Linked DNA regions of Homo sapiens: all the other regions are linked to region 1. Evidence: read pairs that join two places in POLR2A ChIA-PET (ENCODE). Cell type or tissue: OCI-LY7. All regions are shown on one strand. Region 1 overlaps SNX10 (sorting nexin 10). Region 2 overlaps LOC105375199 (a long non-coding RNA gene). Region 3 overlaps CBX3 (chromobox 3).

The links. ChIA-PET counts read pairs that join two places held together with the same protein. Peaks named below come from ENCODE experiments on the same cell type or tissue, not always from the same donor. Only the 100,000 strongest peaks of a DNase experiment are listed, where the experiment ranks them.
Region 2: POLR2A ChIA-PET joins it to region 1 with 9 read pairs; 2 of 35 experiments call an interaction of 5 or more read pairs at or near these places.
Region 3: POLR2A ChIA-PET joins it to region 1 with 5 read pairs; 10 of 35 experiments call an interaction of 5 or more read pairs at or near these places.

What each region holds. Positions count from the first base shown.
Region 1 is chr7:26,336,477-26,338,976 of GRCh38, reverse strand. All of the region lies in intron 1 of SNX10 (sorting nexin 10), which reads right to left. Among named protein-coding and RNA genes, the nearest start is that of SNX10, 46 kb to the right of the region's middle. In OCI-LY7, no CTCF peak of the experiment used is centred here; DNase peaks (open chromatin) are centred at 1,536 and 2,421; H3K4me3 peaks cover 1,466 bases; H3K27ac peaks cover 1,774 bases.
Region 2 is chr7:26,107,546-26,110,045 of GRCh38, reverse strand. All of the region lies in intron 1 of LOC105375199 (a long non-coding RNA gene), which reads left to right. All of the region lies in intron 1 of LOC105375198 (a long non-coding RNA gene), which reads right to left. Among named protein-coding and RNA genes, the nearest start is that of NFE2L3, 43 kb to the left of the region's middle. In OCI-LY7, no CTCF peak of the experiment used is centred here; no DNase peak of the experiment used is centred here.
Region 3 is chr7:26,209,969-26,212,468 of GRCh38, reverse strand. CBX3 (chromobox 3) reads right to left here. Exons shown (of 6, transcript NM_016587.4): 5 at 713-807; 6 at 1-387. The coding sequence ends at 261. Among named protein-coding and RNA genes, the nearest start is that of CBX3, 9.5 kb to the right of the region's middle. In OCI-LY7, no CTCF peak of the experiment used is centred here; no DNase peak of the experiment used is centred here.

The sequences.
Region 1 (2,500 bases):
TCCTAAATTGCTCCTGGGGATAACATCGTTATTGCAAAACCTAAGATCCATGCTTTAGATACTTTGCAGACCCTGCAACTGCACTGGAAGGATCAGCTGATATCACCCAGAGTGGTAATCTGGCTCAAGCAGTTCTGCCATCCCACCCAGGCACAGAAGACAGGAAGAAAACCTCATTTTGACCCCCCTACGATTCCATCTCCAACCTGACCAATCAGCACTCCCTACTTCCTAAGCTCCTACCCGCCAAATTGTCTTTAAAAACTCTAATCCGGCCGGGCCCAGTGGCTCACACCTGTAATCCCAGCACTTTGGGAGGCCGAGGTGGGCGGATCACGAGGTCAGGAGATCGAGACCATCCTGGCTAACAACACGGTGAAACCCCGTCTCTACTAAAAATACAAAAAATTAGCCAGGTGTGGTGGCGGGCGCCTGTAGTCCCAGCTACTCGGGAGGCTGACGTAGGAGAATGGCGTGAACCAAGATCACGCCACTGCACTCCAGGCCTGGGCAACAGAGCGAGATGCAGTCTCAAAACAACAGCAACAACGCTGGTCTCCCACACAGCGGGGTCTGCGTAAATTACTCTCTCGCCGTTTCAATTCCCGTCTTTATAAATTGGCTCTGTCTAGGCAGTGGGCAAGGTGAACTCATTGGGAAGTTACTATCCCACCTCTACAAAATACACAAAAATTAGCCAGACATGGTGGCATGTGCCTGAAATCCAGGCCACTCGGGAGGCTGGTGTTGTAGGGCTGCTTGAGCCAGGGAGGCAGAGGCTGCAGTGAGCCAAGACCATGCCACTGCACTCCAGCCTGGGTGACAGAGTAAGACTCTGTCTCACAGAAAAAAAAAAAAAAAAAAAAGGACAAAGGAATTGATAGACGTTTCTCCAAAGATGACGTGCAAAGGGCCAATAAACATATGAAAACATGCTCAACATCACTAATCCACAATGAGAAATTAACTCACACCCGTTAGGATAGATCCAAGAAACAAAAAACCAAAAAAGCATTGAGGAGGATATGGAGAAATCGGAACCCTTCTGTTGGCAGCAATGTAAAATGGTGCAGCTGCTATAGAAAACAGTATAGCAGTTCCTCAAAAAATTACAGAAAACTACCACATGATCCAGGAATTCCACTTCCAGATATCCATCCAAAAGAGCTGAAAGCAGGCTCTCAAAGAGCTATTTGTGGGTCCACATCCACAGCAGTATTATTCACAATAGCCAAGAGGTGGAAGTAACCTAAGTGTCCATCAATGAAATGTAATGGATGAGCAAAATGTGGTCTCTCCATACAATGGGTACCATTCAACCTTAAAAGGGAAGGAAATTCTGCCACATGCTACAAAAGAGGACGAACCTTAAGGACATTATGCTAAATGAAATAATCCAATCATAAAAAGACAAATCCTTTATTATTCCACTTACATGAGGTTTTCAAGGAAATTAAATTGATAAAGACAAAGTAGAATGGTGGTTGCCAAGGGCTAGAGGAAAGGGTGAAAGGAGCATTTAAGGGGGAAATGGAACATTCTTGTTTACTGATACAGAGTTTCACTTCTGTGAATGAAAAAGATCTAGAGATCTATTGTACAACAATGTGAATACACTTAACGCTACTGAAGTGTACATTTAAAAAGTGGTAAGGTCTATACACTAGTATGGTGTAGACCATGTGAAAAAAATAATAAAAATGGGTAAGATTGCAAATTTCATGTGTTTCTTACCACAATTAAAAATAAAGTTTTTGAAAGAAGGTCAATAATCTACTTAAATGTTTCATCTTGCTATTAACAGAAGTGCAAATAAAAACAAGTACCATATTTTTTTCTTTAAAATTAGAAATTTCTGTAATAATATCCACTGCTGGCAAGGATCATGAGAAATGGGAACTAAATACTGTTGGTAGGAATGTGAGCTATTTCAATATTTCTGAAAGATAATTTGGCCATATATTTCAAAAGCAACAATATAAATTGTTTATATTCTTTAACTCGATAATTTGACCTCTGGGAACTCAATCTAAAAAAATATCAGTGCTACATGTGCAAAATATTTGTACAGGAAAGAATGTTCAAAATGCAGTGTTTTTAAGAAACAATCAAAGAAAATGGAAACCTAAACGTCCATAAGCGGAGTAGAAAAAAAATGAATTATGTTCCATCTGCATGACAGACTACCTCATAGCCATTATAAATTGTTATAAAAGAATATTAAATGATCGGGGCTGTTCAAACAGTATTGTTGATTTTTTGTTGTTATTTTTTGAGACAGTCTCGCTCTGTCACCCAGGCTGGAGTGCGGTGGCACAATCTCAGCTCACTGCAACCTCCGCCTCCTGGGTTCAAGGGATTTTCGTGCCTCAGCCTCCCCGGTAGGTGGGACTACAGGTGTGCACACCAAGCCCGGCTAATTTTTTTGTATTTTTAGTAGAGACGGGGTTTCACCATGTTGGCCAGGCTGGTCTTGAACTCCTGACCTCAAGTCATCCAC
Region 2 (2,500 bases), 230 kb after region 1:
AGGCTGGAGTGCTGTGGCATGATCTCTGCTCACTGCAACCTCTGCCCCCCGGGCTCAGGTGATCCTCCCACTTCAGTCTCCTGAATAGCTGGGACTATAGGCTCCCAACACCACACCCAGCTAATGTTTTTGGTATTTTTTGTAGAGTTGGGGTTTCACCACATTGCCCAAGCTAGTCTCGAACTCCTGGACTCAAGCAATCCACCTGCCTTGGTCTCCCAAAGTGCTGGGATTACAGCATGAGCCACCACACCTGGCCTAAATTTTTTCTTAAGATTAGAAAATTAAGAAGGTCAGAAGGAGCCAAATCAGGACTGTAAGATGGATGCCTAATGATTTCCCATTGAAACTCTAGAAAAATTGCCCTTGTTTGATGGGAGGAATAAGCAGGAGCACTGTTTTGGTGGAGAAGGACTCTCTGATGACACTTTTCTGGGTGTTTTTCTGTGGAAGCTTTGGCTAACTTTCTCAAAATACTCTCATAATAAGCAGATGTTATCATTCTTTGGCCCTCCAGAAAGTCAACAAGCAAAATGCCTTGAGCATCCCAAAAAACTGTTGCCATGACCTCTGCTCTTGAATGGTCTGCTTTTGCTTAGACTGGACTTTTATCTCTTGGTAGTCATTGCTTTGATCGTACTTTGTCTTCAAGATCATACTGGTAAAGCCATGTTTCATCTCCTATTACAATTCTTCAAAGAAATTCTTCAGGATCTTGGTCCCACTTGTTTAAATTTCTGTTGAAAGCTCTGCTCTTGTCTGCAGCTGATCTGGGTGCAATGGTTTTGGCATCCATTGAATGGAAAGTTTGCTCAACTTTAAGTTTTCGTTTAGAATTTTCTAGTTGAGAACCAGTTGAGATGTCTATAGTGTTGATTATTGTTTCTGCAGTTAATTGTCAGTCCTCTTTAAATAGGCACAAGCAAGATGAATTTTTTTTTTTTTTCCAAATTGAGATGGATGGTCTGCTGCTGCGGGCTACATCTTCAACATCATCTCATCCCTTCTTAAAACAAGGCTGGGTGTGGTGGCTTGTGTTTGTAATCTCAGCACTTTGGGAGGCTGAGGCAGGAGGATTGCTTGAGCCCAGGGGTTGGAGACCAGCCTGGCCAACATAGCGAGACCCCCCTCTCTACAAATTGAAAAACAAACAGACAAACAAAAAAACTAAGTTATCTATTTGCAAACTGCTGATTTCTTTGGAGGCATTATTTCCATAAACTTTTTGTAAAGCATCATTGATCTCACCATTTTTCCACCCAAGCTTCACCATAAATTTGATATTTGTCCTTGCTTCAGTTTTAGCAGAATTCATGTTGCTCTGACAGAGGCTCTTTTCAAACTTATGTCTTATCATTTTAGTGCCTTAAACTAGATCCTGCTCAGACACATAACGTTAGTCCAGTTTACTTTTGAAATCTATGCATAGTTTTTTCATAATATGTATTTTCCATGAACTTTTTGCGGGGGGTAGACAGGATCTTGCTCTGTCATCCAGGCTACAGTGCAGTGGCATGATCATAGTTCACTGTAGCCTCAAGCTCCTTGGTTCAAGGGATCCCCCGGCCTCAGCTTCCCAAGTAGCTGAGACTACAGGAACATACCACCATGCCAGGCTAAGTTTTATGTTTTTGTAGAGACAGGCCCTCCCTATGTTGCCCAGACTAGTCTCAAACTTCTGGGCTCAAGCGATCCTCCTGCCTTGACCTCCCAAACTGCTGGGATTACGGACGTGCACCACCGTGCCTGGCCTCTATGAACTTTTTGAAGACCCTTTGTGTGTGTGTGTGTGTGTGTGTGTGTGTGTTAGAGAGAGAAGAGGTATTTTTTATTTCATTCTGGAAAAAAATATTTAAACAAAAACTTAAAATCATTAGATAAGGAGTTGAAACCACTCAAGTGCACATGAATTATACCCCTGAAATCAATTTACCGGTCTCCAGGAAATGGAAGAATCCACCAGGTGCCCAGGGATAAATTGTGATTTGGGGTTTTGACCATCAGGTTTCTCATTTGTCCAAGCAGCAGGCTGTTTCCGGGCATCTCTAAGGCCTTCTCAATTCTAGCCCAAGGACATTCTTTAGTTAGTTATGGTGTCAGTATGTGGCAGAAATGCCGTCACCAAGCTCTGCCGGGGTTTCAACCAGTGCTCCAAGTGGTCCTCACGGAGTGGGTGGGGGTGAGAGGCTGGCTGAGCGCAGCACCCAGTCATGCTCCTCAGTGTCTTCTCTTTCCTACCTTCCCTTCCAGAGTGCCTGGCTTCCCCCATGGCAGCTTTGAGGCTATGCCCACATTTTACAAAAGTCTTCACATTTCATGAGCCGTCTTCAAGGTCCATATAAGACAATTTCGTGACTGAAGAGAGGCAAGTTTCCACTTAACATCTGGGCATTTTTCATTTGTCTATTTGTCCCATGATGCTTTTGAGCAATGGCCAGACTCAGACGAGTTTTGGTAATTGTGGTGGACATCTGTTTTGGTCTGACCAACATCCCTTTCC
Region 3 (2,500 bases), 130 kb after region 1:
AGGAAATGATATACCATGGTATCAAATGTTCTTTTCTGATAAAGGAAGCAACTACAGAAAGCTTTTATTTATTTGTTCAAAGTAACCAGTGCTATGGATGCAAAAAACCCCCAACAACTCTTCCAACGCTACTTTCAAAACAAACATATCAAACTTGATTTTCATTAGGATGTAGTTATTTTGTCACACTAGTAAATCAAAATCTAAGACCCAATTTTTATATATATATATAAATATATATAAAAGAACAATGTGAACAATTATTGAGCTTCATCTTCTGGACAAGAATGCCAAGTTAGTCTCTCTTCATAAAAAGCAATTACAATTTGAGGACACTTCATATTTGCCTCTTTCGCCAGCACCAAGTCTGCCTCATCTGAATCTTTCCTGTTTTAAGAAAAAGAAAAATTCAGTTACAAGTCGAAGTTGTTCATGTCAACCGACAGCCATTCATTTAAGAAATAATAGTCCAAACAAAAGGTATTGAAGTGCTCCAGGAGAGTTATGTTACTTGTTGCTATGTTCTAATAAACTTCATTTTCAAAACAGGCCACAGTTTGCTGACCCTTGCTTTAAAACACTACTAGTAAAAGTAACCAGAATCATCCTCTCAGCAGATAGTTTTTCCCTACCTAATGATGAAAAACCATTTCACAAATTAAAAAAAAAAAGCTACTCTTACTTTCAAATGTAACAATCTCTGCATACTCACCATTTCATGAGAAACATCAATTCTCCACTGCTGTCTGTGGCACCAATTATTCTTTCAGGATCAAGACCTCTGGCAAATCCTCTTGGTTTGTCAGCCTGTTTAGAAGACATTTTTTCATACAGCAAACTCAGAGTATTAAATTGTTTTCATGGCGTATTTTAAATAAAAACATTCCAATAGTGAGATGGAAATGACTAGAGCAAGAACCCATATTTGGTAATTAAAAACATCTGATTTCCATTAACTTTACAAGCAGAAAAACCTGAGTTTGATACTCAACGTAGAATACTTAAAATTTCTGAAAACATTCAGAATAAAAAGTCAAGAAAATTACTGCGTTCAATGACACCAAAGTCAGAGTTGTGTGGGCATACAGAAAAACTAACCTCTTTATTTCTGGTAATAATAAAGTCTTGAAAGTTAATATATTTCAAATGACTTCCAGGAATTAGTCTGAATTACTGACACATTTTAAAAGCATAAACAAAACACAAACGGTAAGAAATATTAAAAATGTTAAAACTCATACCAACTATCTGTAATCATTCTAAATGATAGTAAATGTTAGAACAAACTTGTGTAACCTGTGGCCCAGGATGGCTTTGGAGGCCCAACACAAATTTGTAAACTTTCTTAAAACATTGAAACTTTCTTGCGATTTTTTTTTTTTTTTTTTTTAGCTCATCAGCTATGGTTGGTATTAAGTCTATTTTATGTGTAGCCCTCGACAATTCTCCTAATGTGGCCCAGGGCTGCCAAAAGATTGGACCCCCTGCGCTAGAAAGTACTTAATATAAACCAGTGGCTCTCAAAATGTGGTCTACGGATTCACTGGGGATTCCAGAGTCCTTTTTGGGAGGGGGTTGTGTAAGGCCCCCTTTTTTCATCTATTTGTGACTTTGGATTGTCTTCATATACCTCCACCAAAATGATCCGCCACAGCAATCAAATGTGTTTAAGTAAAATTGCCTTAAGACACATGTTGAATATCTGTAAAAATGTAAAATGCTACTCTTCTCAGCTTTTTTAGAAAAGTCATTTTAGAAATTTGTTTTAATTTCTACTGTTAGTATTGATAATTATAACCCATATAAACAAAAGCTCTCTGGGGATCCTCAATAATTTTTTTAGAGTATAAAGAGGCCCTGAGACCAAAAAAAGTTTGAGAACCAATGATATCAATAAATCCTTTATTCCTGTCAGAGTTTTACATCAATGTCACAAGCTCTGGAGTCACACTGCCTGGGTGAGAATGATGGACCTACCCCACTTACGAGCTGTGTGGCTTTGGGCAAGTTAATTAACCTCTTTGTGGTTTAGGTTAATAAAACAGAATTTTAGTATCTACTGCACAGATATTTCACAGCACATTAAAAGCAAATAATTTGGCACACAGTATAGCACATGCTAAGGACTCAATAAGTGTTGTTAAAGTTGTGCCTGATTTATTATTTAATAATTTTTTGAGACAAGGTCTTGCTCCGTTGCCTAGGCCAAAGTGCACTGGCATGATCACAGCTCACTGCACCTTGAACTCCCAGGCTCAAGCAATCCTTCTGCCTCAGCCTCCCAAGTAGCTGAGACTACAGGAGGTGTCCACCACGTCTTGCTGATTCTTTTTTTTTTCTTTGTAGAGATGGGGTCTCACTATGTTGCCCAAACTGGCCTCCAACTCCTGGGCTCAAGCGATGTTCCTGCTTTGGTTTCCCAAGGTGCTGGGATTATAGGTGCGAGCCACCGTGCCTGGCCAAAACTGCTTCTGTTGAGCATGTGATTTATTTTCAAAAC